Linked DNA regions of Homo sapiens: regions 1, 2 and 3 are each linked to region 4. A link is a loop called in an ENCODE intact Hi-C map of the cell type or tissue named here. Cell type or tissue: Calu3. All regions are shown on one strand.

Region 1 (8,000 bases), 660 kb before region 4:
GAGTGTAGTATCACCTCTAAGTCCCAAAGAAGGCCTTGGTGGTGAGTATTCTCATTCCCATAAAATATGGTTGACTTTGTGTCTTGCTAACTTCTTAAACAAATAGGTGTTTAGGTGGATGTTCCCCAAATCAGGGATTTTCTGAGGATATGATGGTCATCACTATGTAGTTGGAGACATTTTTCATCACAGTATAAGAATTTGCCAGGTTGGCAACTGATCTTTGACAAAACTGACAAAAACAAGCAATGGGGAAAGGATTCCCTATTTAATAAATGGTATTGGGAAAACAGGATAGTCATATGCAGAAAACTGAAACTGGATCCCTTCCTTACACCTTATACAAAAATTAACTCAAGATGGATTGAAGATTTAAGCATAAGACCTAAAACCACAAAAACCCTAGAAGAAAACCTAGGCATTACCATTCAGGACATAGGCATGGACAGAGACTTCATGACTAAAACACCAAAAGCAATGGCAACAAAAGCCAAAATTGACAAATGGCATTTAATTAAACTAAAGGGCTTCTGCACAGTAAAAGAAACTATCATCAGAGTGAACAGGCAGCCTACAGAATGGGAGAAAATTTTTGCAATCTATCCATCTGACAAAGGGCTAATATCCAGAATCTACAAGGAACTTAAACAAATTTACAAGAAAAAAACCAAACAGCCCCATCAAAAAGTGGGCAAAGGACATGAACAGGCACTTTTCAAAAGAAGACATTTATGCGGCCAACAAACATATGAAAAAAAGCTCATCATCACTGGTCATTAGAGAAATGCAAATCAAAATCACAATGAGATACCATCTTATGCCAGTTAGAATGGCCATCGTTAAAAAGTCAGGAAACAGGCAAGGCATGGTGGCTCATGCCTGTAATCCCAGCACTTTGGGAGGCTGAGGTGGGTGGATTACAAGGTCAAGAGACCATCCTGGCTAACATGGTGAAACCTCATCTCTACTAAAAATACAAAAATTAGCTGGGCATGGTGGCGCATGCCTGTAGTCCCAGCTACTTGGGAGGCTGAGGCAGGAGAATCACTTGAACCTGGGTGGCGGAGGTTGCAGTGAGCAGTGATCCGCCACTGCACTCCAGCCTGGTGACAGAACAAGACTCCATCTCAAAAAAAAAAAATCTAGAACTAGAAGTACCATTTGACCCAGCAATCCCATTACTGCATATATACCCAGAGGATTATAAATCATTCTACTATAAAGACACATGTACACGTCTATTTATTGCAGCACTATTCACAATAGCAAAGACTTGGAACCAACTCAAATGCTCATCAATATTTTACTGGATAAAGAAAATGTGGCACATATACATCATGGAATACTATGTAGCCATAAAAAAGAACGTGTCCATGTCCTTTGCAGGGACATGGATGAAGCCGGAAACCATCATTCTCAGCAAACTAACACAGGAACAGAAAACCAAACACTGCATGTTGTCACTCATAAGTGGGAGTTGAACAATGAGAACATATGGGCACAGGGAGGGGAACGTCACACACTGGGGCCTGTCAGGGGGTGGGGGCAAGGGGAGGGATAGCATTAGGAGAAATATCTAATGTAGATGACGGGTTGATGGGTGAAGCAAACCACCATGGCACATGTATAGCTATGTAACAAACCTGCACATTCTGCACATATATCCCAGAACTTAAAAAGTATAATAGTAAAAAAAAACTAAATAAATAAAGAATTTGCTAGGTTGGAGTAGGCTGGTTTTAGGGCCAGGGAGGATTAGGTGTAGGAGAGAGAATTAGGGTAGAAAATAGTACCTTCATGTGCTGGATGGCTACATCTATGACAGAGGACTAAATTAGTGCTCCCCAAAATTTCATGTTTTAACACTTATAGAAAATGGTGTGTACATGGTATACTAAGGAAATGGGCAAGATTATTCAAAGTTGAAGGCAACTTACCCCATGCTCTGAATGCCATAGGTCTTCATGGCCGTTCTAAGGGCTGAGAGGATCACTATTTCACAAACCTACAGCCCAGTAAGTAAAATTGCCAATGAAACAAATTCTGTCCCTTTCTTGAAATCAGTTATCAGGCTAACTAGAAAAATAACATAAGTAATGAACTGTGGGTAGAACCTGATAAATGCCAGAAATCTCAGGACAAACTTCATTTACCTGGAGTGTTCCTAAGTTTAATGTGATTGATGCATAATAGGCAATTATGTGCCTTCATCATATGGAATATATAGAACATGGTCCAATAATTCTATCTTTCAACTTTTAAGTAGGCCTTTTGCAGGGTTATTCCAAAAGTGGTGCTATATCAAGTGGCCAGGAAACTCTGTAATCTCATTATAAGGAATAGAATATAGGATATCATTGGCCGGGCACAGTGGTTCATGCCTGTAATCCCAGCACTTTGGGAGGCCGAGGTGGGTGGATCACCTGAAGTCAGGAGTTTGTGACCAGCCTGGCCAACATGGTGAAACCCCGTCTCTACTAAAAATACAAAAACTAGCCGGGTATGGTGGCGGGCACCTGTAATCCCAGCTACTTGGGGGGCTGAGGCAGGAGAATTGCTTGAACCCAGGAGGTGGAGGTTGCAGTGAGCCAAGATCGCGCCATTGCACTCCAGCCTGGGTGACAAGAGAGTAACTCTGTCTCAAAAAAAAAAAAAAGGATACCATGATTTCATGATGAGGTCATATGGGATTTAATTCATCTGTTTCTGAAAATATATAGGGTACTGAATAAGACAAACAGCAAAAAAATATTGCTTGTGGCACATGTGAGCTACCATCTTCCACACATCAGTCTCATTCATGCTGTAGACAAATCCATTTCATAAAAACAATGGTTCAAAATTTCAAAAAAAAAAAAAAAATAGAAATGTGCACTGAGAGCATGAGAAGATGCTCAACGTCATCAGTCATTTGGGAAATTCAAATTAAAACCACAGTGGGATATAACTTTAACTTGAACATGAAATTCAAGAACATTTTGTTAAATTAAGATAGACACAAAAGAGGATATCATGTATACTTCTGTTTATATGAAACTTCAGGAATGGCAAATCTATTCTTGATGACAAAATAAAAAATACTGCTTGCCTTAGGCTTGAAGTGGGTCTCTGGGTGACTGGGATGGGCAGAAGTGAATTTTGGGAGGAGGTGATGACAGTGTTTTGTATTTTGAGTATGGCAGTTGTTATTTCCAGGAGGTATATAAATTTGTCAGTGCTTATTATAAAGTCCATTCAAAATGGGTAAATGTTATTATATGCAAACAAACTCCAAAAATGATTAAAAACAAACTTATGGTTTGCCATGATGATCTGGGAGGCCCTGAGTCAATAGGTATGGGCAAAGTTTTATTGTTGTGATGCTGAGGTAATGATTGGAATAGGCAGCCATTTCATAAATAAATATGTCTAGTACTGGGACATGATGTAAGTTTGCCATAGTTATTATCTACATATTGTTGAAAGGACTTGACCTTAGCCTTAGCGAAACAATTCAAGTGCTTGACATCATACTCAGGTTAATCATACTTTCAGTTCTGCCTTCAGTTCTGAAAATGTCTTCTGGTAATTGGCATATTTGTTTGGAATCCTAGGTAAGGAAATGACAGATGGTGGAGGGCCATATTAGAACTTAAGGCAGAGTTGCAAAATAAGATGAAAAGCATAGGTTTTCTTTTTTCTTCTTTTCTAAAAACATTTTATTTTAGATTCAGGGGGTACATGTGCAGGTTTGTTACATGGGTATATTGCGTGATGCTGAGGTTTGGGCTTCTAATGATCTCTTCACCCAAGTAGTGAACATAGCACCCAATAGGTAGTTTTTCAACCCCTGCCCCCTCCCTTCCCCCCACTTTGGGATCCCCAGTATCTATTGTTCCCATCTTTGTGTGCATGTATAGCCAATGCATAGCTCCCACTTATAAGTGAGAACATGCGGTATTTGGTTTTCTGTTCCCACATTAATTCACTTAGGCTGATGGCCTCCAGCCGCATCCATGTTGCTGCAAAGGACATGATTTTGTTCTTTTTTAGGGCATAGGTTTTCTTAGGCTATAGTGAGGTAGGCACTTGGATCTCCACTCTGTAGAGGGTTGAGTAGAAGCAGTAACACAGTAGTAATACTGGGGTTTTGTTGCATGTTATCTCATCTCATGAGCACGCCGATTCCTATTGCATGTTATCTCATGAGCACACCGATCCTATAGGAGGATCTCTATTCTTCCTAATCTGCTATATGAACAAGGGGATCTCTTCACTAGTGTAAAGGTGAGTGTACCACCCAGAATTCCTTATGATGTACTGCCCTTCCCACAGCCCTTTGTAGGTAAGGGTAAAAGATGATCCTTCCACTTTCACCCTGGCTCCCTGGTTAGTATACAAAAGTTTCTAGTGATGGGAGTGGCACCTGTGGACAAAGTGGTTAACCCTGCTGTAGGATATATTAAGAGACTAGTGCAACCAGGAGGCCTGTGGCATGGGTCCTTGTGTTTCTCTAGTTTGGTAGACACATATGTATCTACACTCTGTGGCTTATTATTTCTGAAATAATAGTATAACTCTGACCAATCTATCTTGTAGTTTTCCCCCTGAGGCTTACTGAGAACCTAGACGGTTCTACTCAAGAGATGACACTACAGGCTACTCCCTAACTGTGATGGGCAACTGAAAAAATACATTGCCTTAAGAGAGTACGGCTTGCCTGACTCTCTTCATGCCCTGCTAGAATCTGAAGTACTTAGAGTCCCTCCAAATTTGAGGTTGTATGTGGCTAGTGAATTTCCCCAGAAGTGAAGGTGGCAGGGCAGTGATCCTGGTTGAAAGGCGAGGTTCACAATTCAGAGTTCTCTGTGCCCCTGTATGCATCATGCTGAACACTAGAGGGCACCCTTGTGCTGTTAGAAGCTGAGAGCTGTGGCTACAAGCGGCACTAACTTTAGGATGTGGAATCTTAGTCTCCTGAGGGATTCATTAGATGGTACCGCTGGGGCCTGGGCTGGGTTACAAGACATTAGGAAGAAGATTAAATACTCATTAGGAATTCAAGTTGTGGTGAATTAGCTTTTAGGCAGAGCTCACTGGGCCGGGGTATAAAAGGAGTCATTAAGGGAGCCAACCAGGCCAGGCGCAGTGGCTCACCCCTGTAATCTGAGCACTTTGGGAGGAGAATAGGAGTTCGAGACCAACCTGGCTAAAATGGCGAAACTTCGTCTCTACTAAAAATACAAAAATTAACCGAGCGTAGTGGTGCGCGCCTGTAATCCCAGCTACTTGGAGGGCTGAGGCAGGAGAATCACTTGAACCTGGGAGGCGGAGGATGCAGTGAACCAAGATCGCACCACTGCACTCCAGCCTGGGTGACAGAGTGAGACTTCTTCTCAAAACAAACAACAGCAACAAAAAAGGAGCCAACCAAAAGGGACATATACTTTCAACTGCTATCTATATGCAACTCCCGTATCTATATTTCCAGATTTTTCTTCTGAGCCTCAGATATATAGTCAACTGGGTACTGAATACACAGTAATCTGAATATCCTTCAGATGCCTTAAACTCAATGTTTCCAAAATGAAACTGATATTTTCCTTACTCTCCTTGCCTCCAATTTTCCCACACCCCTTTCCGATGCCATAGCCCCACCAATGATACCCTTCTCTGCCTCACAAACTCACTCATTTACCAATATTCCCAATTTCAGTAAATAGTACCACCTTGTTGTTCAAATCATCAAACTGGTAGTATCATCTTTGACACATTCTTCTTTCCATCTTCTTTCTCATCAGTTACCCTGTCCTGTTAATGCAATTTGCTAAATGCCTCCTAAATTTACCCAATTTTCCAAATCCCCCATCCCTGCCCACCATCTTCTCTCGCCTGGATTACTACAATAGCCTTATAGACCTGCTTCTCACATCCAGTGTTAACCCCTCCCATTTATTCTCCACCCTTCAACCACAGCCTATATAAAATTGAAATCTAGCGATGTCCCTAGATGCTTGAAACCATTGAATGATCTTCTTAGCCTTCAGGATGATGTTTAAATGCTTTGGCATGGAATTCATTCATGCTGCTATTGGGACCTCTATTTTGTGCTATGTACAATGTTAGAGAAATTGGGGATGAACCCACAAATGAAATATACATAGTTTCTGTTCCCATGAAGCTTAGCTATTAAGAGTCATGGCCTATACGCAGCTCCCAGTATAGTGTCACAGAAGGCCTTTCATGATCCGGCTCTGGCTCACTGCTGCAGCCTGTTACCTTCCTATGCACTATCCTCCCTATCTTTCCATCTCTTCCTCACCACTTCAGACCTTACAGTCCAGCCAAACAGAGCTACTTGCAGTTAGCACATGCTTCTCCTCTTTCATACCTTCATGCCTTTGGACAGAATATTTTCTCTCCAGGTGTAATGCCTGCAATGACTGCTTCATCAGGAAAAATCCTATTTGTCTTTAGAAACTCATTTCAGATGTCGTATCTTAAAAGAAGCCCTCCCTGCTTACCGTTATTCTTTAAGTTGGTGGTAGGTGTCAATGTAATCCTGTAGAATCCTGCATTTACCTCCTTCACAGCATTTTCCACCCCAAATTATAACTGTTTACTTCTTTGTCTCTCAATTTTCAGTGAGTACCCGTCACAGAGACCTTATCCCAGAGTCTAAGTAGAAGGTCATGGTAAACTGCTCATGTTGTCAGTCTCTTACTTTCTTTGTTTCCAGCTAGTACTTGGCCTTATCTGACTCAAAGTGGCCTTATCTGACTCAAAGTCTTTAATACAATTGTAACTTGTGACCCTTTGTTCAATGTTTTTCATTTTTAGCTACTTCCCCCAGCACACTATTCTTTAGAAGACGAGAGGTAGACCAACAAAAAGCTGTGGAGGAGGCTCATCTGCCTGCCTTTCAAAATTCCATGCTGGGTACACTTTGTCTAACCACTAGAAATTGAATAATGGTGATGTAGGACTGAAAAATGGCACTTCTTTATCCCTAATTTTCTGGACCAGTTCTGGGGGACCTAGTTGTTCTCCAATTTGGGCTTTCAGGGAGACATAGAGTCACTTCTTTCACTAGAGAAACTAAAGATGAAAGCAGACTTTGCCATTTCAATTATGCTGTCAAACCCTTTAGTTTCTTCAAGGTCCCAGTTATGTTCCAGTATTTCTTAAGCGAAATTCTATATAACTGCCTGAAAATGAGACAAAAATTAGGTTTAAATGACATATTCACTCAAACTCACATGTATATTCTCACCCTGTAGTCTATTCCAGTTGGTTCCATCTAGTTCAAAAATTGGAGCAACTAATTTCATGTCTGCCATCAGAAGTAATCTTTCAGTGTTCATAGGTGAATTCCTGGGATCCAGCTACTGCATCGAATATATTAAGAAAATGCTAGCAGACGTTTGATAATCCTAAAGTGGAAGTGCTATGTGATTTCATAGGTAGTTATAGTTATTTAACTTTAAAACACAGGGGCACACAATTTAGCCTGGAGTGAGGGTAAACAGGTACACATAGTAAAAAACTCACTGCTCTCGTTCCTGTAGGACACTGGCTTGTTTTTGCTTGTTACTTATTGTTTACACAGATACATGTAAACACATGCATACATAAACACACATGTGGACTTCAGCAAAACAAAAAGGGCTAATTTAATAGTGAAACACAACCACAAAGTTGTGCTAGAATTGTTTACTAGCATGCATAAATGCTTAAAATTAATTACTATGCACAGGTGCTTTGCATGGTACACTAGCAGGAGCTGAAATGAAAGTGACGCGTACTGGAAAATTGTTAGGCAGTGATAGTCTAGGCCTGATTTATTACAAGAGCAAGTAAACACTTGAGGTTATGGGAAAGCGACACAAATCTTCTTAGGACTAGAATAGAGACATTCCTTGCTACGGCTTCCCGTCCTTGCCTCTGAGAGTAGCCTTGTGGAATTACGTGTGTTTACAGAGATGTATTAAAATTACTAAATAGTTTCTTTTAATACTACA
Region 2 (8,000 bases), 390 kb before region 4:
GAGCTCCAAACAGACACCCGCACCCTCAATGCTACCTAATTTTATTATCCAGAGCAAATTCATGCCCTACTCTGGTTTCAACATGTTTGCTAGACCTCCTCTTTGCCACCTGTTTTATTTGCTACCAGGGAACCATCCTTTGGAGCCTTCTCCATGTCCCTCCAATTGTAAGTGGCACCCACCGGAGTTATGAAACATGGCAGTCACCGTCCGTTTCCTTTTTCAGGAATCCTTTCTGGCACTCAAGAGTTTTCAATTCAATCCTGATGAATGAATCATTATTTGATACCAGCCTAAGTGAAGACTCTGCCTGGTGACTTTTGCAAGGTAAAAGGGAGAATTATTTTCATTCACAAATTTCTCCCCTATTTCCTCCTTTGAAATGAATTTTTGATTCCAGCCTTCCATACTAGGTAGGGGTTTCTTGGGGCTTACTTGCACAAATTTTCCCTTCAACAGAAGGTGCCTTAAAGCAACTAGCAACAGCGAAGAGCAATTTAAGAAAATACTGCTAAAGCACAGAAGCTAAAGCAGATTGATTTTAGTTTCCAAGCTGCCCTCAGCAGCTGACCACCAATATATCTGCCTGTTCAGGGATGCTTGAAGGGATTTAGCATTTTGTTTGGGCTTTTGTAGCAAGAATTCTGAGATCATTGCCTTAATAGAAGACACACACCCAGGGGAGCAACTACAAACTGCTTTAGCAAAAGAATCTCTACGAACTGTTTTCTGAAAGAGAGAGCATCACTTTCAAAGGACAGTACTTTTACAACAGAAAACTTTGCAAATGTTTTAAACAGTTCTTTTTTAAATGTTACCAATCCCCCAGGTGGTTTCTGGCTGCAACATGGGAAGATTTGGGATCAGTGAGATGGAAGAGATTTTTCTGGCTACTAGCGTTCCTAAGAAAGGTGATGGGGGTTGAAATAGCTGCCTGGTGGGTGGTGGGTTCTATATTCTATAAAAAGTGGGGAGGGCTGGCCAGGCAGGTGTTAGATAAGCATGTACTGGGGTTTTGTGAAGGGGATTCCTGCTCCAGGTAACCATTTGTATTGATTGGTTTTTGGGAGCCCTTTAAAAGCACACAATTCTTGTTTTTTGTTTTTTTTTTTTTGAGATGGAATTTCAGTCTGTCTCCCAGGCTGCTGGGCTTGCTGCAACCTCTGCCTCCTGGGTTCAAGCGATTCTCCTGCCTCAGCCTCCTGAGTAGCTGGGATTACAGGCATGCGCCACCATGCCCAGCTAATTTTTGTATTTTTAGTAGAGACGAGGTTTCGCCATGTTGGCCAGGCTGGCCTCGAATCCCTGACCTCAGGTGGTCCACCCACCTCAGCCTCCCAAACAATTTTTGCTTTTATGTTACATGAATTCAAAAGGAGGAGAAAATCAATGAGGGCTGACAACACTGGGAAACTTCTTAGAGGAGGTGGAAATGGAAATGCTGGGACAAAATCCAGTCTGGAGTCTTGTCTGCCGATTTGCTGAATCAAAACAAACTGTAGGGATTTCATTAAGATACAGATTCCCAAGCCTTTACTCCTTCATTCTCTAACCTTTGTAATCTAGGAGGAATCTAAAAGATTCACTCTGAAATCTGTGTAGTCACTAGAAGCTTGGTTCCTTGATAGAAAACCTGGGACACAGCACGAAGGCCCCAGGTGCTCATTGGCTATCCCAGAGATGAGTTGGAGGTGGAGTCTTGGCATGAGCAGCAAACTGTGGGGCAAAGGAGAGTGATGTGGAGGTGGGGAATAGTGGATGGGTAAACATCTGTGCCTCAAGTGGAGCTGCATCTATCCACAATAGAATAAAAGGCTTGTGAATTTTGGGGAGTATTTTTAGGGTCTTGTTACCCAAATATCGGTGCAACAGCTCCACATGCAAGCCAGTGAGCTTGATGAAACCTGCCCACAAGATGTGCTATCAAACTTGCTTTTCTCTGAATCACAGATGGCTTGATTCACCAGAACATTTTAGGCTCAGCACTTGCTGCCATATCTCTGGCATTGATGGGTGTGGTTGCTCTACTAATTCCTAGGGCAGGGCAGCGCTGATTAGGGTTTGCCAGACTTGTAGACCTGTATTTTGGCCTACCTGTTGCTTTCATAGCTTTGGATGCTCAGAGTGGAAGGTGCTTAACTAAGTAGGCATTTGGATATGTGAGTCTAAAGCCAAGAAGATTTCAGTGTCGCTCTGGTGAAGTTGGATAATCTCCTTATAGAATTATTGCATGAAAAGACAAGGGTACCAGGTTGCTGCTGAATTTTATTGTGTCCTCTTGTCCTTCTGGTCAGAACCTCCCTGGAATTTTCTTCCTCACCCTTTCATGGCCTTCTGTCATGCAGAAGGGAGGTTTTGAGTTCGTATACAGATCTCTCAACAGCATGAGTCAGTAGAGACAGAGTTAATCCCACCTGCCCTGGTCTCTAAATATTATTTCATATGCTTCCTGTAGGCTTGGTGCTCTCACCTCCTGCTGTTAATCAGAAGTTTTATTATTGCCTCGCTTAGCCAATCTGCAAAGCACTCACTCCCTCTTCCCCAGACACGCGTCAGTGTCTCTAGCCCAGGGCTTCTCACGAAGCTGGTGCTCAGCTGTTGAATAAAGTCATGACTTCAGTGCTGCAGTGACCACTTGTAAAGGCCATGTTTTCGTTTTCTCAGAAAAACAAACTGCAATTTAGGTACACTATCACTAGGTGGAACTAGTCTGTTAGAGCAACTTATGTCCAAGTTTGAGCTCTGGCTATGTTGCAGATAAATAAGTGCACTGTTCAGACTTTTTCTAGAATCATAAATAAGTCCCTTTATTAAAACTGTTGAACTCCAATTTAGACAGCAGAGTAGATAATTCTTTTAAATGCAACGAGCACCCCAGGTAGAGTCTGTTACCTTTCTTTATTGATCTCTTCATTTCCCTTCATCATTTCAACTGGAATCTTAACTTAGCATCAAGAGTCTCTTCGGTACTTTTCATTCAGCCTTGGAGCTACTTTGACGTCAAAGCCCCTCAGATGCGTATCTCTCAATGCTAGCAAAGCCTGAAGTGTAGGTCTCAGTCACAGGCAGTCTATTCACCTTGCCTCGACTGTTTGAGCTAATTATAGAGAACAACCTCTTTGCCCACTAAGGAAGAGAAATAGGCTTCACAGAGGTGTGATGGTGCTGAAAGTGTACAAGCTACCCCCTCCCTTGGTCACTTTTCTTCAAATCAGAAAATATACTTTCTTACTTGACACCTTCTAGATTCCCTCCTCCCATCAGCTCTCTGAACTCGCTGGGGGCTGCTGGCTTAATTTCCACAATAGCTGCAGTTAATTAGTATCCCAGGGTAACTGACTTCCCTTAGCAACAGAAGTAACAATGGCTTCGGCTCACAAATTACCTTAGCTATGGTTTTCTTCCGCTGGTAAAACATATTTAATACTCAAACACAGGTTTTGAACAGCAAATTAATGTGATGTCTACTCATCAACAAATATTTATTAAGCTCCTACTGTGTGCAAGTCAGAGAACTAACCACTGAGTATAGAGAGTTGAATTTGCTATGGTCCTTTCTCGTGAGGAACCAAAAAATGAATTGGGAAAAGAAGATATGAAATCAAGTAAGTCTACGACATGATAGCATTAAATGCAGGGCTTGGTTTGAAGACTTGGAAGTTGTCTGAGGAGAGTGAAGGTCTTTGGGGCTGGGTGAGGTGAGTCTTGAACTTGACAGCCCAACTCTGGAGTCTGACAGATTTTAATTCAAATCCTAACTTTGGCACTAGCTGTGTGATCTTCAGCAAGTTACTTAAACTTTATGAGCTTCAGTTTCCTATAAACAGGGAAGACTAAAGTTCATTTCAAAAGGCTTATGTGAGGGTTAAAAATTACATAAAACACCTAGCATATTGCTGTGTCAATAATTACCCCTTTCATCATTGGTAACTCAGTGTCAAAGGAGGCTCGATAGGCTTTATCTAGGTGAAGGAGAAGGGGATAGAGTTTGCATTTGAAGGTAGTGCCAAGAGCAACTGAGACAGGCTAGGAAGGAAAGGCAGAAAAATTAGCTTACACCGAGAGGCTGGGAGTAGTAGGGACATTGTATTGGAAAGGTAGCTGAGATTTTGTCACAAGAACTCTCAGTTAAAATGTCAAAGCTGGAAGGGACCTTTAAAAATAATCTGATGGTCCAAGCTTTTCATTTGACTGATGACACGACTTTCCTTTCATGGATCCTAAGTTTCCTCCTAAGATTTCTCTTTTAATTGTGAAGTAGAGTTTTACTTTTAAATTAAATGTAAAAGTTAATATTCATCTTCTCCATATTATTCATGGTTTTAAACTTCCCTCACGTTTCCTCTCAACAGAGCTTTAGTGTTTATCCAGCTATTGGTATGCAGACAACTATACCCTTATGAGAAACACTAGCAGAGAAGAAGAGTTCTTGACTGGGTCTGGGCCATGAAACTGACCGGATAAAAGTGGGAGAAGAAGAGATGTTGAAGGAGGAGTTTGCTGTTTTCTCAGTCTCCTGAGAAATTCCAGGTTTGGATGCTTCCTAAGGCCATTCCCACTCTCCTCTATCTAAACCAGAGAGAACGATTGCTTGTCCTTATCACATTATCCTTGCTTTCACTGTAAATGATGATAAATAATAATCTCTACACTTGCATTTGCATACAGCACTGCGTGCTTTTTCAAAGAACACTCAAGTCTGTTCTCACATTTGATTCTCACACCAGGCTTGGAGATATTTGAGGCATCTCCTCCCCCCAAACTCAGTTGGACAGATCAGAAAAATGAGGTCCAGCAAACTGAAATGACTTGCTCCAGAACTCACAGACAATTAATGACTAGAACCCAGGTCTTCTAACTTCCTACCAATTATTGTGAGGAGAGCCCATAAAGGAGAAAAGGACAAGGGATGATCTATGGAACATTCAAACTCCTGTCTCTAGTTGCCTTTTTCTGGTTGTTTCTTGGATATCACGCACTCTCATCAGCAGCCTTCCTACTCTTACAGATTATCAACACCTGTCCCAAAATCCTGGGGCCAGCCATGGTGCTTGGGCTTTTTTTCCCACATCTAACCATTCCGCAGCATATAACAAATCCTTGACAAATTTCCAGTGGAAAAAAATAGCAGAAACCATACACCCTCCATCTGTGAATTGATGTGGCCAAGAACAGGCTTATTTCAAAGGGTGCACCATAGAATAGTCGTAAGACTCAACCCCTCCAAGACTAGCTGGTGCTTATCCCGCCCATAGGCAGTTAAAAGGACTTTATTTGCATCTTATTCTTTCCAACAGAAAGGCAAACATTATTATTACAATTCAGTAAATTTCCATAAGGAACCCCATTGATACATGTTGTATATTTTGGGTTCTTTTGTTTCATACTGAGCATACCAACATTATATCAATATTATATTTATCTAGCATTCTCCCATATTCATAGAAATAGAGAACTCATCAGCCTTTAAAAAGAACTCAAATGCACACAAAATTTCACCCTCTAGAAAAGCATCAATGAAAATGATTTTGCAAATATATATACTTTTCAATATGTAAGTATCTACAAAAAAATTGATAATAATTAAATACCTGTAAAGTGCCATGCACTTTACCTGTATATCTCATTTAATTCTCACAACAACCCTGTGAAGTAAGAATTACTACGCCCATTTTATAGATGAACTAGCTAGGAGTCAAAGACATTGAGCCACTTGCCACACATTTACAGCACGGAGCTACAAAGATCTGGGACTTGAATCCAGATTTTCTAACTCCAGAGCCAAAGCTTTTCTTAATATGCCACAGGAGCAAGCACAGGAGCTTGCTCCAAAAGTCAAGTTAATTTTTAGGAAAGAATTAGGTAAGCAAATATTCATGAATTAGAGAATGTCTTTAATTTCAGATCCAAATCACTTGGTCACTTAAAAATAAAAGACAATAAATCATAAGGGATTCTACTTGACTTATTATCTAAAGTGATTAATAAGAATGACATTTCCCCACCAACCCCAAATGAAAAAATCAATTTGGGAAGTTTCCCAATAATTTAAACTTGAAACACTAATCTGAAAAAGAAAATCTATATATCAAAAGTCTTCATAGTATGGCACAAATAAAACAGAATCTTAATTTCCAATTTCTATTAAACTGATTTTTCTTTTAAACTGGAGCCAGAAAGCCAAAAAGCCTTCAAATCAATTGAGCCTCTTGCATTTTATTTAAGAGGTTTCATTTTTCAAACCAAAGCTGGGAAGACAAAACAAGCTTATTTAATTCACACCCCAGAATTGTAATTTCTCTGTTCAAGCCAATGTCTAAGTGCCTGTATTAAGGGCTTCCCACTGACCATAATGTGTTAATTCATCATTGCACACAATTTTCCTTTGTACTTTTAAGCTACTCTTCATTTTCCCCTTGGTTAGGGTTGCCTATACAACAGAGGACACCCAGTAAAACATAAATTTCAGATAAACAACAAATAGTCTTTACATAAGCATGCCCCCTGCAATAATTGAGACATACTTATACCCCCAAAATTATTTATCTGAAATTCACATTTAACTAGACATCCTGTATTTTTATTTGCTAAATCTGGCAACCCTATTCTTGATCCATTGTGGGTATTCCCAGGACTTCACCTCTAAACTATTATATTTTTCAAATACATTATTTGTATGTTTTGTGGTGTGTATGTGTGTGTGTGTGCACGCGCGCGTGCCTCTCAGAATGGAGGTTCTGGAGCATCTCTCACTCTTGAGACCACAGCCATCTATCACTTTGGTTATCAATGTGTCCTCTATCGTATATATAATTATGTATTATGTTATATATATATATATATACATAATTTAGTGTGAAACTAGCCAGGACCATTTTGAAAACGAAAAGTCAGTGGTGGGAGGTGGGAAGGAGTGTGTTGGGAGAAACTTTACCCACCACGTATTAAAAGGTATTATAAATCTATACTGATTAAAACAGTTTGGTTCTAGTATGTGAGTAGATAAATTAACACCACAGAATAGAGATTACCCAATTCTTTACCCCAAAATAAGTTCTAGAAATATAAAGGAGTCAAATGGAAAATGCAATTGTAAAGACACCAAGAGAAAGCATGGAATAATTATATGTAGTCTTGAAGTGAAAATGATTTTTCTAAGGAAGATGCAAAATCCAGGAAGTAAAAAGAAAAATTTCATAAATCTAGCTACATATAATTTTCAAAACTTTTTTCATGTAGAAAATATAATAAATGCAGTCAAAAAGCAATTTAGGGGAACATCTTCAATTTATCTCACTCAGGGTGGACTAAGTTATTTAATATGTAAAAATCTCTTGCAAATCAATAGAAAAAAAGCAAAATCATGAATAGAAAAATGAGTAAAGGCTATAAATGGACATTTCACTGAAAAACAGCCATACAAGTTAATAAACACACAGAAAAAGAGGCTTAACCTCACTGATGATTAAGGCAATGCAAGTTAAAGCAATAATGAAACATCATTTCCCTTCATTATATTGAAAAAGATTAAAAGCTAGATAATGTGTAGTATTGATGGGGATAGAGAGATGGGCATTTCATAACTTGTAGATGAGATTATAAATTGGTGCAACGTCTTTGGAGGGCACGATTTTGCAGTATCTTTTAATATGAAAAATGTATTTATCCTTGACTAAGTAATTCCCATTCTAGAAATGTATATTATGAAAATACTTGCACAGTATGCAAATGTATACAAGTATAAGGGTGTCCATTGCAGTATTATTTGTGTTAATGAAAAATGGGACTAAGGCAAATGTCTATTATAAGAGATAGGATAAAAAATTTAGTGCATATTCATATATTGAAATAATATTGTCAATTAAAAAATAAAACTGATCCACATGTGTGGAAATAAAATTATTTCCCAATTTAATTTGTTGAAATTTTTAAAAGACTCACAATGGTGTGCAGGTGAATGCCCTTTTTTAATAAGGAAAGATGCATATATGTACATATGT
Region 3 (8,000 bases), 700 kb before region 4:
AAGCCACTCACGCTTCTATAACAAAATACCACAGACTGGGTAATTTATAAGCAATAGAAATTTATTTCTCACAGTTTTGGAGGCTGGAAAGTTCCAGATCAAGATACTGGCAGGTTTGGTATCAGGCGAGGGTCCAGTCTCTCACCTTCCAAGCTGTTGCCTTGTTGCTGCATCTTCTGGAAGGGATAAATGCTGTGTCCTCACATGGTGGAAGCAACAGGAAGGGATGAACCCATTCCCTCAAATCATTTCATAAAGGCCCTAATTCTGTCCCTGGGGCTCTTCTTTTGTGACTTAATTATTTCCTAAAGGCCCCACCTCTCAATACTATCATACTATTGATTACGTTTCAACATATGAATTTTGGGGGACACATTCTAAATGTGACACTATCCAAGGGAAATGAAAATATATGTCTGCACAAAGACATACACAAATATTTGTAGTAGCATTATTTATTGCAGCCTCGATCTGGAAAAAAATCCAAACTTCCATTGCCAGGTGTGTGAATAAACAAAATGTGGCATATCTATTAGTCAGGGTTCTTTAGTGGGACAGAACTAACAGGATAGATGAATATATGAAGGGGAGTTTATTAAGAGAATTGGCTCACACGGTCACAAGGTGAAGTGCCACAATAGGCCATCTGCAAGCTGAGGAGCCAGGAAGCCATTCCGAGTCCCAAAACCTCATAAAGTAGGGAAGCTGGCCAGACCCGGTGGCTCACCCCTGTAATCCCAGGAATTTGGGCGGCCAAGGTGGGCATATCACAAGGTCAGGAGATCGAGACCATCCTGGCCAACATGGTGAAATGTGTCCTTAACTTTTTATAATGTACTTAGAGTTTTATTCTACCACCTCATACAGAATGTAAAATCTTTATAACAATATACATACTTTTACTATTCCTTAGTGTCCTTTATACTATTATTGTCATTTGTAATTTATGTACATACATTATAAACACAGCAAAATGATGTTAGAACTTTTGCTTTAAGCATTCAAGTATATTTTAAAGGAACTAAGTGAAAATTTTTTTTGTACATTCTCAGACACTGAACATTTCTGATGTTCTTTACTCTGGAACATGTTCTGGCTCTGGAAGATCTGTATTTTCCCCTGATGTAGTTTTCTTCAACCTGAAGAATGTCCTATAGCATTTATTTTATTGTATGCCTACCAGTGACAAAGAATCTTAGTTGTCTTTTGTCTGAAAACATTTATTTCACCTTCATCTGTGAAGATATTTTCAAGGATGGAGAACTCTGGGTTGATTTTTTTTCCCATCAGCACTTTCAAGAGGACGTGACACTGTCCTGTAGCCTCCATAGTCACTGATGAGAAAGCCATAGCTTTTAAAATAAAACATGTGATATATGACAGCTGCAGCATTTCAATTCTGTGGGGGAATGACTGAGTTTTCAATGAGTGGTCTTGGGATTACTGGGCATCCGTGCGTGCAAATGAAACTTTACTTCTCCCTCACAGTGTACACAAAACTCAATTCCATAGTCTCTTTTCAGGTACTCATGGTGAGGAAATTCATTATAAACCTGCACTTGTGCTATGGAAAGCCCAGGAGAGGAGGGAGGGCTTTGATGGATTTGAGAGGTGAGAATGAATGTCTAGCCAGGGGTTGGCAAGCTAACTCACAGAACAGATGTGGCCAGTGACTTGTATTTGTAAGGCCTGAAAGCTAAGAGTGATTTTTACATTTTTAAAGCTTTGCTTGAAAAAATGGAGGCTATGTGACCGAGGCCACCTGTGGCTTGCGTAGCTTAAATCATTCACCATCAGGCCTTTTACAGAAAGAGTCTGCTATTCTCTGCATCTAGGACCAAAGATACCTTGACCCATAGTTTCTCCTATGTAGGGACAGGACATGTTCTAGAAACCCCACTGTGGTCTAATGTGCACGTCCTCTTCATGAGGATGGCTTCACTGACATAAACATAAGCCGGACCAGATTAGCATTTCATGTCAGGCCAGGCCCCAGAAGCAGAGTAGAATGAGATCCAGACACAAGTTCTAACCGTATCTGCGACATGGCCTTACAGGAAACCAGTGGAAATCATTCCTCAGTGAAAGGCAGAGGCCTAGGAAATGGGGTTGGAGCCGGGGTGCGTGGGTGGGCACGAAGGTTCACCCTTTCTGGAGGACCTCCCAGACCGCAGAATCAAGGGGGCACCTCCTGGACATCTTCTCACTACTATGTATCTTCCAGTCTTGATTTCTTAAAAGACAGCAAGGTGAGAGGAGGGGAAATAGAGGAGCATGCGAGAGACCACTGGGATTTTGGGTCAGGACTATCCTGCCATCAAAATGAAGTTGGAAACTACGGAACCTATGACCCAAGATGTTGGTTTTGCGACCTCTGTTAGGTTCTTTTAAACCCTTTTTTCTGCATCTGATAGTGCTTTTATGCTCAGAATGTTGTCCTGCAGGGTCAATAGTCACATTCTCAAAATAAGAACTTTCTAGGTGCTGGCCATCTGGGGTCTCAAAGGGGGGCGGGAGTGGGGAGTGGCTATTGTACCTCCTCTGCAGCCAGACTTTGGAAGATGAGGGTGCTAAATGACAAAGGACAGTTAGAATTCGCAGAGAAGGTGAGGATGAGTTGGGCGGTAGAGAAAGGAGGAGAGAGGAAGAAAGCGGGAACTCCCCTACACATACTCTCTCTGTCTCTCTCATTCATTAAAATTTCTACTCTCGGCCGGGCATGGTGGCTCATGCCTGTAATTCCAGCACTTTGAGAGGCCCAGGCTGGCGGATCACCTGAGGTCAGGAGTTTCAGACCAGCCTGGCCAACATGGAGAAACCCTACCTCTACTAAAAATATAAAAATTAGCCGGGCGTGGTGGTGGGTGCCTATAATCCCACCTACTGGGGAGGCTGAGGCAGGAGAATTGCTTGAACCTGGGAGGGGAGGCGGAGGTCGCAGTGAGCCTAGATCACGCCATTGCACTCCAGCCTGGGCGACAGAGTGAAACTCCATCTCAAAAACAAACAAACAACCTCAACTCTCATCTCATTCTCCTAAAATGATGATTTTTTTCTTGTTTCCATTTATGGAACAAAGTTGTGTCCCCATAACTTAATAAAAAGAATAATTTTAAATAGGATGATGGTTAGGGACGGATTAAAGTTTGGGAATATTACTTATGTTACTTGATAAGCACATAATCATTGGCATTAAAAAGGATAAAGGATTAGGTGTGTGTCTACTAGTTGCTGACAGTTAAAGATGGTCAGGACCAATGACAGGATGAAACCAGGGATGTGTGCTTTGGCAATCACGTGAATGTAGAAAAAGAGTGATCTATAGGTGAAAGGGGTCTTGGTAGCAGTCAGGGATCAAGTGAGAGTCAGAGATGGGGTGAGCGAGGGTCAGGTGTGTCCACAATGCAGGATTTTTGCAATTATTCTGAGTGTTAGGATCATAGTTAGGGACGGGATGGATTGGGAATTTTGTGAGGGTTGAAGATGTCTGTTTTTCATTTCCTTGATAATAGGAAGCACCGATTTTACATAGGGTAAGGGATTAGGTTGGAATCAGGGATAGAGGTCAAGTTAGGGGTGGAAGGAGAGGTGGAAGCAAGTGTGAGGATAAGGGTTGTGCCGAGAAGGAATACATATTGCTTCAGATAAGCAGTGCATAGTAGGATGGATTGGGGTCAGGAACAAAGTGGGGGGGCTGCTATTCTGACATATAGAGAGATTACACATGGCATCTCTGAGTCAAAAGGCGGGAGGAACCTGTAGGCCAGTGGTGGTGACTGTGAGCCCTCTGGAAGGATTTTTGCTGTTTGTGACCCCGGAGGTGTCAGTTGGCTGTGTGTGCCCTGAATGCCTCCCTGCCAGAGCAGGAGCGCAGTGAAGCCTTTATGATCAGGAAGGGTCAGGGCCGGCCATCTGGGTCCCAGGCAAGGGAGGAGCTGGGCTGGCTGTGGCCCCCTTCGCAGCCATGTTCCTGAGGGACAGCTGAACCCACAGGGTGGAGTAGGAGGTGGCAGCTATGGAGAGGGGAGCAGGCAGGCTACCGGGGCCTTACTCCAGAGGGCAGAAAGGAGAGCATGATGGGCTGGGCCTGGTCTCAGAGGGAACCCAGGCTACTGGGCAGAAGGAGGACTCCGGGGGCCCCAGGCCAGGCCCTGATGGCCAACAAAAGGTAAGGGGCTCAACAGGATTCTCTCAGGGAAGGGGCCGCCCCTGTCCTCTCCATGCCAAGACGGCCTAAACTCCACCAAGAAGTTCTCGTGGGTGGAGTTCCCTCAGCCAGAGCCACCCGCAACAGGAGCAGGCTTCTCTTGCCACCACTTCCCAACCCTCCAGCTGTGGCCCTTACATTGTGTGTGTTCCAAAACCCACTGCGGATCTTATGGCAGCTGCGGGAAAATGCACTAGAATTGCTGATACAGAGGATTCTAGGAGTTTTGCTTTCTCAGAACCTCCCCTCCCCTCCCCTCCCCTACCAAGCCCCGGGTTAGGAGCCCCTGCTCCCCACATCTCTCAGCCTCCCACCTGGGAGTTTCCCCCCTGGCAGGTTCTGCGTCGGGTGTCATACGTCCCAGTGGCCACGAGATGGCGAAAGAGGTCTTGGCAGCACCCGTCACCTCTTCAGGGCTGTTTTTCCTGTTCAATGGGTGAAATTAGGGCCCAGGACCAACCAGCGCCCCCATATCTCTCACAGGAATGTGAGAAGGAATGAAGGCTGGAAACTACTTTCTGCTGCCACCTGGGATACTCCTCCCTTTACAGTCCTCTCCCTTTCCAGATCGCACAGTGTGACTGAGCATTTCCACTAATAACATGGATAGCATAGGCGCTGGGGATGTCGCTGTCTTTGGCTGTCCCCGTGTTTCTTGTACCTACTGCCTCCCTCCCCACGTGGTAGGGGACTGGGGGTTCAGCTGCTCTTTTGACCTCAGCATAATTGATGCCAACAACTAACAGTACTGTAGGCTTAGCTGAGGACTGGTGTCACATCTTAGTAGCGGTTTGACTTTGAGCTAGTTAGTTAACCTCTCTCTGCTCAGGTTTCCTTACGTACTCAATGAGGATTGTCATAGCGTACCTATGTCATGAGGTTATTGTGAGGCTGAAATAAATGAATATCTCTAAAACACTTATGACAATGCCTGGCACATAACCAAGCACCCAATGTATGTTAGCTATTCTAATTTGTCATCTTGGCCTGCAGAGTAAGGCCTCAATCATTATCTGTTTTTCTTGGCATTTCCCATCTTGAGCTCCTAGGTTTTGACTATGGACTGTATCTCTGGTGTCATCAACTATGTCTGGCAGTTGGTAACTGCTTTTTGGTCTGAGTTTTCTACAAAGTCTTAGTGTTGATTTTATTACTATGCACTGGTTGAGATAGGCCTTAACAGTATATTTCTGGAGTTGTAGTGTTCTCCTGGAACTGGGACAGTAGAAGCTAATCCCTCAATTCATGGTCAAAAACTTTCCCCTCTGGCATAAATCTTTGATCCTGGGAGCACAGAATCAGATACCACGCAGAAAATGCTGCCCAGGTGACACTAGCTAAGCTTTCCCTAGGAAATCTTGTGCCCACTCAAGTATATGATACTACTTGATAATGACTAGTGACAGGCTCCATGGTTTCCCAATGGCTCACCTGCCACAGAGAATTGTGCACAATATTCATGTTGCTCCGGAATTTCCTTCCTGTATCTGTCTTACATTTTCTTTTTTATCTTTTCCAAAAATTGACATCTAAATCACATATGATAATGTTCACCCTTTTAGACTGCACAATTTAGTGTTTTTTTTAGTATATTCACAAAGCTTTGCAACAATCACCATTATCTCATTCCAGAACATTTTCATCACCTCAAAAGAAAACTTCATACCCATCAAACAGTTATTGCTCATTCCCGACTCCTACTCCCAGCCCCTGACAACCACTATTTTCTGTGTTTATGAATTTACCTATTCTGTGTATTTCACTTAAATGGAATCATACAGTACGTAGCAGTTTGTTTCTAAGTTCTTCCACTTAGCATGATGTTTTCAAGGTCCACTTATGTAATCGCATGTATCAATATTTTTTCTTCCTTCCTTTTTATGGCTGATAAATGGATAAACAAAATGTAATATATCATCCCTGTCTTTTTGAGGTGTATGAATAGGTGGGGCAAATGTAACATTCCAGGATTGAGATAACAAGTCTTTATACAATATGTCCCTTTTGTTTCAGGACCAGGACCACATGTTCTCCTAATCTTGCCGTTTTCAGATCAGGAGCCTCCTTTTGTTTTCACACAGTTGTGATGTGGCACTCAATTTCTCACCTTCACCCCAGTTGCTTAGCTTTGCCATTGGGAAGACATGCCAGGAACTTTCCTGGACTGTGTTCTTCTAGTCCTGGGATGACCTAGATATCTCAGAATAAGTCACTTTTTCAGCCTACCTCCATCCCAGAGATGTGCCTTTGTAAACAGAGAATGGACTCCTAAGGCCCTTGCTTGTGGGTCAGTGTACCCACCAAATCTTGGGTAGATTCACCAAAGTGGGAGCCAGTCCTGCCCTTAGAGAACATTTCTGACCTTTTCTGCCCCCACACTATTACCAAACCTCTTTTCCCCTCTGTAATGTGGGGTTGGGTGTACTGTACAAGCATAAGATGCTGGTAGAGACCACAAGATGGTGATAGAGAGCTTGCCTGGACGTTTCCTCTTTGACTCCTGAGTTTGAGGGCAGCTATTTCATTTAACTCAATTTTCCTCACTCCACTATACATACAAAGCACCTACTATGTCATGGCCCTGTGCTAGGATCTCCCTCTGAGTGACAGAGTTCACAGAATGACTCAAACTACAAGATGCAAGATCTGAACTCTTCACAAATGAGCAGCTTCCACATCCCACAACCTGATTTTTTTTCTCAAAAGGGACAAACTAAAGAAATGAAATCCCGGGCTGGGCACGGTGGCTCATGCCTGTAATCCCTGCACTTTGTGAGGCCGAGGCGGGTGAATCTTTTGAGGTCAGGGGTTCAAGGCCCACCTGGCCAACATGGTGAAACCCAGTCTCTACTACAAATTCAAAAAAATTAGCTGGGTGTGGTGGAGGGTGCCTGTAATCCCAGCTACTGGGAGGCTGAGGCAGGAGAATCACTTGAACCCTGGAGGCAGAGGTTGCAGTGAGCCGAGATCGCACCATTGCACTCCAGCCTGGGCGAATGAGTGAGACTCCGTCAAAAACAAAACAAAACAAAACAAAAAAAACCCTTAAAAAGAACGTGTCCCTTAACATGTTCCATCATGACCGCATGCTCTCCACATCCCATTATACTAATTAGCTTTCCTGAGGTGGACTTGCAGCTCCACACATGCTCATGCACAACTGTGGAGCATGAGCTTGCCCATGGGCTCAAGATAGGTTCTCGTGTGTCTCAAATATTGTATACTGCAATATTTTCAAGGGCAGGGACAATGCATTTGTCATATTTTACTTATATATTCTGTCAGTATTTTTGAGTGTCTCCAACTTGCCAAGCATAGTGCTAATTTATGTGTAAACAATGGTGAGTTAAAGAGCATCCTCATGCACATGGAGTTTATTTTGTTTCCATCTGGATAGGCACAGTGCCTAGTACATATTAGAAGTTTAGTCAACGTTTGCACGACTGTTCGTTTATATGAAAGATGGTAATTTTCAGGATGTGACATTCACATTTTCAAGTTGTGACGATGATTTTAATTCTGGCCCATTCCATTAAGTTGCCTGAGTGAAAAATAATAACACTTTCAGTGAGCTTAAACAGTTCAACTAAAGGATATAGGTAATAGATTTAAATGTTAGTAAATCCTGCTAAGAGGATTACAAAGGGTAATTTCAAAAGCTTCTGCTCTAGGGTTACCGAGGGAGGTGAAGGATCTTTAACGTTAAAAGTAAGGACTTTTGCAATGCTTAGTACTATTCTCTTTAACTATTGGAGACCCAGTACATTTGTATATATTAGCCAGTACAACTCAT
Region 4 (8,000 bases):
AACATTATGATCTCTAGTTCTACCCATGTTGTTGCAAATGATAGGATCTCATTTTTTTTATGGCTGAATAGTACTTTATTGTGTATATGTGCCACATTTTCTTTATCCATTCATTGTTGATGGACACTTAGGTTGCTTCCAAATATTAGCTACTGTAAACAGTGCTGCAACAAACATAGGAGTGCAGATATCTCTTCAATATACTGAATTCCTTTCTTTTGGGTGCATACCCAGCAGTGGGATTGCTGAATCATATTGTCGCTCTAGGCTTAGTTTTCTGAGGAACCTCCAAACTGTTCTACACAGTGGCTGTGCTAATTTTCATTCCCACCAACAGTGTACAAAGGTTCCGTTTTATCCACATCCTCGTCAGCATTTGTTACTGCCTGTCTTTTGGATATAAGCCATTTTAACTGGGGTGAGATGACATCTCATTGTAGTTTTGATTTCCATTGCTCCAGTGATCAATGATGTTGAGCAGTGGTCCGATCTTGGCTCACTGCAACCTCTGCCTCCCGAGTTCAAGCGATTCTCCTGCCTCAGCCTCCCAAGTAGCTGGGTTCACAGGCGCCTGCCACCGTGGCAGGCTAATTTTTGTATTTTCAGTAGAGATGCGGTTTCGCCATGTTGGCGAGGCTGGTCTCAAACTCCTGACCTCAAGTGATCTGCCTGCCTCGTCCTCCCAAAGTGCTGGGATTACAGGCGTGAGCCACCACACCCAGCTGATGTTGAGCAACTTTTCATATGCCCATTTGCCACTGCACACCACTGGTTTGAGGGAGGTAGCCACTGTAGCTGAACATGATAAATAAGAATGGACTCACAGAAAGACACACAAGTGAACTGTAGCACCAGAACCACCATACACATTACTCACAACTCCAGGGGCAGTATTTACATATACTATGAAATGAAATGACATACTCTGGATTTATGCAGTGTGGTGGTCCTGTGCAGAACAATGGGGGAAAAGGGAAGATAAACAGATAGAAAATACATTCTCTAGACTATGTGGCTTGTTTGGGCTGGCCAGGGTCTAGCCTGACCATCCAGACCAGTCCATGGGTCTGCTCAGTGGGTGGAGTTATCTTTTTGTTATCTGTGCAGTTATAAGTTTTTCCAGAGTGGCCAATGATTCTAGTTTGTCAGTGTGTCTAGAGCAGACACACTGCAATCCCAGCCATTGGCCTTACCTCTGGATCTCTCCTGTACCTTTCCTAGGCCTCTATGATGTTTCTCCAGCTGGATGTACAAGCTGAGAGTGGTCATGGTTGTCCCTGGAGCAGAGAAGGTTTCAGGGTGTCTCAACAATTCTTTCTGGGACTTAGGCTCCTTCGGCCCTAGCAACGTCCCTTTGGCCTGGCCCCTTAACGGAACTGTCTCCAGTGGGAGGCAGGATGTAGCCAGCTTTGGAAAGAGGCCCAGCCCACTCCAGCATGTACTCTGGGTGAGGTGGGCAAAAGGGCTCCCCCTCCCATAACCACAGTTTCCCTGAAAACCAGCCTCTCAACTCAATACAGCTCTGTCTGCTACATGACCTCTGTGGACCCAATATCTGCCTTATCTAACCTTCAGGCCTTGTATAGAAAGACACCTGCACATGTATATTTATTGCAGCCTAATTCACAATTGCAAAGATATGGAACCAACCTAAGTGCCTATCAATCATTGAGTGGATAAAGAAAATGTGGTATATATACACCATGGAATACTACTCAGCCTTAGAAAGGAACAAAAGTAATGTCTTTTGTAGCAACTTGGATGGAACTGGAGGCCATTATTCTAAGTGAAGTAACTTAGGAATAGAAAGCCAGTTACCGCATGTTCTCACTTATAAGTAGGAGCTAAGCTATGGATACATAAAGGCACACAGAGTGGTATAATGGACTTTGGAGACTCAGAAGGGGGAGAGTGGGGGCGAAGATAAAAAACCACATATTGGGTACAATGTACGCTACTTGGGTGACGAGTGCACTAAAATCTCACAATTCACCACTATATAACTCATTCTTGCAACCCAAAACCACTTGTGCCACAAAAGTTATTGAAATAAAAACATATTTTAAAAAAGAAAGATCACATAGGTCAGTTATGTGACAGTCTTGAGTAAGCAGCGTTCTGGAGTCAGACACTCTGGATTCAAGCAACTTCTTTGTCACCTACCCAGTTGCTTCACTTTTCTAAGTCTTGGTTTTCTTGTCTATAAAATGAAGTAAAAATAATATGTACTTTGTAGGATTGTTGGTAGGATTAGAAGACACAATTAATGTAAACTACAGTATAACCGTGGGCAAATTACTTAGCTTCTCTCTGCCTCAGTTTCCTTATCTCTAAAGTGGGAAAAATAGTAGTGTCTACCTCATATATAGGAATGTTATGAAAATTAAATAAATTGAAATTTGCAAAGCAGTATAGAAAGATTGGCACAGAGTGTTTGTTAAGTAAGCAAATGTCAGGTGCCTCCTCAATCATTCCACATAGATCTATCAATTACCTACTCTGTGCCAGTCATCTTTCTAGTCAGAAAGGATGTAGAAATGAATAAAATCAACAAGATTCCCTACAGAGTCTAGTGGGGGAAGACAAACAGTAAATAGGCCAGCAATAAAATAAATAAGACAAATATTAAAGTAATGATTTCCAGGAAGGAAATGAAACAAGGTAATAGGAAAGAGAGTAATGGGGGAAAAGGCACAGGGCACCATTCCATAAGGTGGTGTCTTAGTCCATTTAGCGTTACTGTACCATAATACCTTAGATTGGGTAATTTATAAAGAAAAGAGGTTCAGTTATCTCACAGTTCTGCAGGCTGGGTAGTTCAAAGGCATGACCCTGGCTTCTAGCAATACCTTGCATGCTATGTCATAACATGGTTGGGAAGGTCAAAGGGGAAGCAGACATGAGAGGGAAAACCTGAAGGGCATCCAGGCTTTACAACAATCCACTCTTGGGGAAACTAATCCATTCCTGTGGGAACTAATACAGTCTTGCAAGAGCAAGAACTCACTCACTACTGTGAAAACAACACTAAGCCATTCATGAGAGATCTGCCGCCACGACCCACACACCTCCCTCTAGGCCCCACCTCTCAACTCTGCCTCTTTGGGTATCAAATTTCAATGTGAGTTTTGGTGGGGACAAACAATCCATAACTATAGCAGCTAGTCAGGGAAGGCCTTTATTAGGAGGTGACATTTAGCTAACACCCAGGTACAAAACCAGAGACAGATATTGGGAGATAGTCTTCCAGGCAGAGGAAAGAGATAGTGCAAAGGTCCTGAGGTATGGTTGGAATAGTGTAAGGGAGAAACTAGTGGGTGATGAAGGCAAAGAGGGAGACAAGAGGCCTGATCATGCAAGGCCCTGGGGTTCATGTAAAGGAGTTTAAGTTTTATTATAGCTGAATCAGGAAACCAATTTCATAGACCGACCACTTGTTTTATATTTGGCGGAACTGAGGCCCAGTGAGGGGAAGCAATGGTCAAAGATCACACAAAGAATTGGTAGCAAAACTAGGATTATTACTGAGCTTCCCTCATTCTCCAGCATCTTGCACTTTATTCTCAGACATGTCATACCATATCATATGATATCATATAACATTGCAAATTGGCTGAATGCAGTTTCTACGAATGAAACTGATTACCCGAAAATGCATTTCAGGTTATTTATCCAGCAATTCCTACCCTGCACATGCTAGTGCTCAATCCCAGGCCAGCCAGACATTGGTAAGTGCCACAGAGTTTCTGCACAGAGAGGCACTGAAAGTGGCCAGCTCAGCCCTTCCCCTTCCAGCCACCTGAGAAAGAGCAGAAATTTTTGCATTAGTGTAGGAGTCTCATAGGAGGAACCTGAAAGGAATTCCTGCACACAAACAAGAAGATGAAGTATCTGTCCTCTGGAGGTCATTTTGACATGGGGAATTAGGCTGAAGCCTTGTGTGTTCATTCCTTAATCAAGAAGAAGAACATTTATCTGTAAGGAAATGCCATCTCAGATGGTACAGTACAGCTTTAGCCAAAGAAGGGCATCACAGTCCAGCATTAGCCAAAAAATAGCAACAGTTTAGCAGCCTGGACTGCTCGTTCCTTCAGGTTACTGTGGCCATCTCCTTGCTGGCCATAAGAGAGAAATGCTCTATTTTTATAATGCTCCACTAGTTAAATCAAGCCCATCTAAGACATTCTGCCGTTCCCTTTCCCGAGCTTATATAATCTGGCTTTTTCAAAAAAATTCTGACAAATACTTTTTTATAACAAAAAGCAAATAAGTTTAGAGTGCATGAGGGGTAGGAATGATTTAGCTTACAAAATATTGCTTTATGATGTGTTTTCTTTTCTGATTATTTAAATAATATATTTACTTTGTAGACCACTATGAAATTAAAGGACTATAAAGAAGAAATTTAAAATCACCTGTAACTACACAACCCAGCGATAACCATTTGTAGTTTTTAATTGTCCTTTTCTTATGTACAGAAAACATTAAATAATTAAGATTATATTGTATATACAAATGTGTATCTCGTTTTCCTTATTTAAAATTGTGACTTTTCTCAATTCATTAGTCCTATAAAAGTATGATTTCACTAATTGCTATATAATATTCCAATAGAAACATATTTCATAATCTATATAACCCAACCTTTAGTGTAACAATTTACAAAGTGTGAAGACATTAGTAGCGTTTGTTTAAAAAAAAAAAAAGTATAAAAAATGATCCATAGTTGTGAGTTTCAAACCCTGTTTCTAACAGAACTTTACATTTTTTTTAGCATGACTCATCTCAGAGCCTTATTACACTAATGTATATTGGACTCTCGACGGGAATATAGCACGCAGCGTTTCCTGTTTGTATATGCGGAGCATTTTATTGGACTGATGCTCTATAGAACAAACATAGTGAGATACCGCCCCAGTGTGGACATTTAGGATGTTGCAGTATTTCACTCTGCAGTAACCATACTTGGCATGGACATTTTTGTGTATTCATCTGGCTGTTTCCTTAAGAGAGATTCATAGGAAAGAAACTATTGGGCCAAAAAAACACAGAGTTCTGATTCTACCCTAGCTACCTTTTTCTCTGGGTCTCCATGGGCCCCACTCCACAAGGGATCTCAAGAAAAACAGACTCTCAGGTCGACTGAGTATTTTTCTGCTCAGCACAAAGCCTGCCTCATTGTAGTAGAGGTTTGTTGTTTTGTTTTTGGTTTTTCCAAATAAACTATTTTTATTCTAGAACTGTTTTTGGTAAAAGCTGGTAAGATAGTATAAGGAGCTCCCATATACCCAACATCCTGTTTCCCCTATTATTAACATCTTACATTAGTATGGTACATTTGTCATAATTAGTGAACTGATATTAATAATGCATTATAATTAACTAAAGTCCATGCTTAATTTATATTTCCTTAGTTTTTACCTACTGTCCTTTTTCAGTTCCAGGATCCAATCCAGGATACCACATCACATTTGACCATAATATCTCCTTAAGTTCCTCTTGGCTGTGATGGTTTTTTTAGTCACTTCTTGTTTTTGATGACCTTACAAGTTTTGAGTAGTGATGGTTAGGTATTTTGCAGAATGTCCCTCAATTGAGACTTGTCTGATATTTTTTTCATGACCAAACTGGGGTAATGTGTTTTTGGCAGGAGGACCTCAGAGGTCAAGCGACATTCTCATTCACATCATATCACGAGTATACACTATTAATATAACATGTCACTATTGTTGTTAACCTTGATCAACTAGCTTGAGATAATGTTTGTCAAGTTTGTCCATTGTAAGGTTGCTCTTTCTCCCCTTTCCATAATGAATGGAAAGTTACTACACAGTGCCTAGACTTAAGGGGTGGGAGTTATGCTCCATTGTTGAGGTCATTTTTAAATAGAAGCTATAGTTATCTATTTGTGCATCATTCTTTAGATGAATTCTTTGGGCCCATTAAGTATACAGGGTGTCATGGTTGTATTAAATCCAGTCCTTCTCCTCTAAGAACTTAATATCTATTTGGGAACTTTGTCTAGGGATGATATTATACAGGCACAATGTATTATAGCATTGACAACTGCAAATGGTGATTTTCTGGAATTCAGAATCTTCCTCAGGCTATAGAGAAAAGCAGGCATCAAAAAAGTATATGACAATGAAGATATTCACTTGCGAGTAAAACAAGTATAACTGATAAAAGTTATTTTAAAAACGAACAACCATTTAAAAGTCTCTCAAAATTGTCCTAAGGCAAGACTGCAAGTGAGGAAATATTTATTTAAGAAAATCTACTAAATCTTGACAAGAACAGTAAGAGTTTGTTGCACTTGAGCCATAACCCATTCCTTCCATCTCCCCTCCCCAGCTAAGCATGAAAGAAACTTCATTCTGGGTACATAAGGCCAAGATGACAAGGCTTCCTCTCCCTTCAGCTCCCGGTCAAGTGACTCAATATCTCACAGGAGGGCAAGCCACCAGTATTTATCATCACCCCCCACCACTTCACCATGAGTTGCAGAGATGAGTGTAGCCAAGAAAAATGCTGATGTATTCCTTTCTCCACCCAGACACAATCATAGGGCAGAGGCTCTACCCCCAGGTATGAAAGGATAAGAATACTGAGGCACTAATTGTCCTTGCCCCATCTCACTCATAGGGCAGAGGTTCAATTCTGGGAGAGCCAAGCTGAGAAAACCTGAGTCTACTGCCCCTGCCAAACAGCCTCGTCATAAAGCATGAATATCATTCCAAGAAAAGTGGGCCACTGTCCTTGCACCCAGCTCTGGAGTTGTGGCTCACAGATTTTGGCTCAGCAGCAGAGGCAGGTCATAAGGACAGACAGCTCTGAAGCTCTCCCTAAAGTAAATAACTTTATTTGAAACAGACTGGAGAAGTTCAAACCTAAGGGCACTTTCAAAAACAATGGATATTTGGTGGTAAGCAATTAAGAAGAGGCTGAGAATTCTCTTAATTAAGATCAACCACTTAAAACATAGGCAAACTAGCTCACCAGAGAGAACCAGAGAAGGAGACAGCAAAGATGAACCCTCCTGAGATCTGAACAAACCTCAAAGACTTGCCTCAAGTACTATCTGTGAAAAGGGTCCTAGATTTAATTGGATTTATCTGTGAAACAATTTATATCCCAGGACTTTGTCAAAAACAATAAAGCAATCACCCAGCAAGTAGTGAAACTTCGCAGCTGGGTATGATTCCAAACAATGCACATAGCTTGACAGAGAGATGGAGAAAGAGAGCTGCAATAAAACCACTGGCATCCTAGGGTGATGGTGCACGTGCCCAAGGCTGTGCTCTCTGAAGATCAACACTGAAGACTTCACACTGAGGGAGAAATTGATTTCACTAAAATAGTTTAATCAAGTCACTAAACAAGCAAATAATGGCAAAAAGAAGCCTCGGAGAGAGAGAAGGGAAATCAATATCTAGTTGCTGCAAGATGTTACCTAAAATGCCCAATTTTCAACAAAAAATAAATAGGAGACAACTAAAGAAACAGAAGAAAGTCAATCATATGTATGGAACAAAAGCAGGCAACAGAAACAATCTGTGAGTGGGCCCAGATGTTGGATTTGACAAAGATTCTAAAGCTGCCATCAGAAATGTGTTTAAAGAACTAAAGGAAACCATGTTTGAAAAAGTAAAGGGGAAAAATTGCAGAGTAGGAATCTCCAAAACTCCTCTTCTCCATAAAAGTAATGGGAAAACTAGCAAAAATTGTCAGAAGCAAATTTTTCAGAACTCTAGAAATTATCCAAGAGTTTCCAGCAATCTGAGGTGCATTTATTCAAGAAAAATGGCTGAATCTCAGTAAGAAGAGTGAGATTGTGGTGTTTTTACTTGTCCTAGTCCAATTCCCTACACTCTAGCACAACAGTAGGCTTGAAAAATCATAATCTGCATTCATGGTGAAAACCAACATCCTGACAGACACCAGAGAGAGCCGAAAGGAGCTGGAACTCTTTCCAATAATTATTCCCAAAGAATTGTCAT

Evidence for each region. A loop is a pair of places that touch in the nucleus more often than their neighbours do. Peaks named below come from ENCODE experiments on the same cell type or tissue, not always from the same donor. Only the 100,000 strongest peaks of a DNase experiment are listed, where the experiment ranks them.
Region 1: it touches region 4 in a loop (13-fold over the local background); 63 of 110 quality-filtered maps call a loop at or near these places.
Region 2: it touches region 4 in a loop (2.8-fold over the local background); 4 of 110 quality-filtered maps call a loop at or near these places.
Region 3: it touches region 4 in a loop (21-fold over the local background); 28 of 110 quality-filtered maps call a loop at or near these places.

What each region holds. Positions count from the first base shown.
Region 1 is chrX:131,630,594-131,638,593 of GRCh38, reverse strand. No RefSeq gene overlaps it. Among named protein-coding and RNA genes, the nearest start is that of OR13H1, 91 kb to the right of the region's middle. In Calu3, a CTCF peak has its summit at 4,910 (motif pointing right); a DNase peak (open chromatin) is centred at 4,883.
Region 2 is chrX:131,361,279-131,369,278 of GRCh38, reverse strand. It overlaps LOC102723546 (a long non-coding RNA gene), which reads left to right. Exons shown (of 4, transcript XR_938590.3): 3 at 227-327; 4 at 4,353-8,000. Among named protein-coding and RNA genes, the nearest start is that of IGSF1, 76 kb to the right of the region's middle. In Calu3, no CTCF peak of the experiment used is centred here; no DNase peak of the experiment used is centred here.
Region 3 is chrX:131,674,453-131,682,452 of GRCh38, reverse strand. No RefSeq gene overlaps it. Among named protein-coding and RNA genes, the nearest start is that of OR13H1, 130 kb to the right of the region's middle. RefSeq lists a silencer at 6,587-6,636. In Calu3, CTCF peaks have their summits at 4,581 (motif pointing right) and 6,631 (motif pointing right); a DNase peak (open chromatin) is centred at 4,592.
Region 4 is chrX:130,973,015-130,981,014 of GRCh38, reverse strand. No RefSeq gene overlaps it. Among named protein-coding and RNA genes, the nearest start is that of ENOX2, 74 kb to the right of the region's middle. In Calu3, no CTCF peak of the experiment used is centred here; a DNase peak (open chromatin) is centred at 4,894.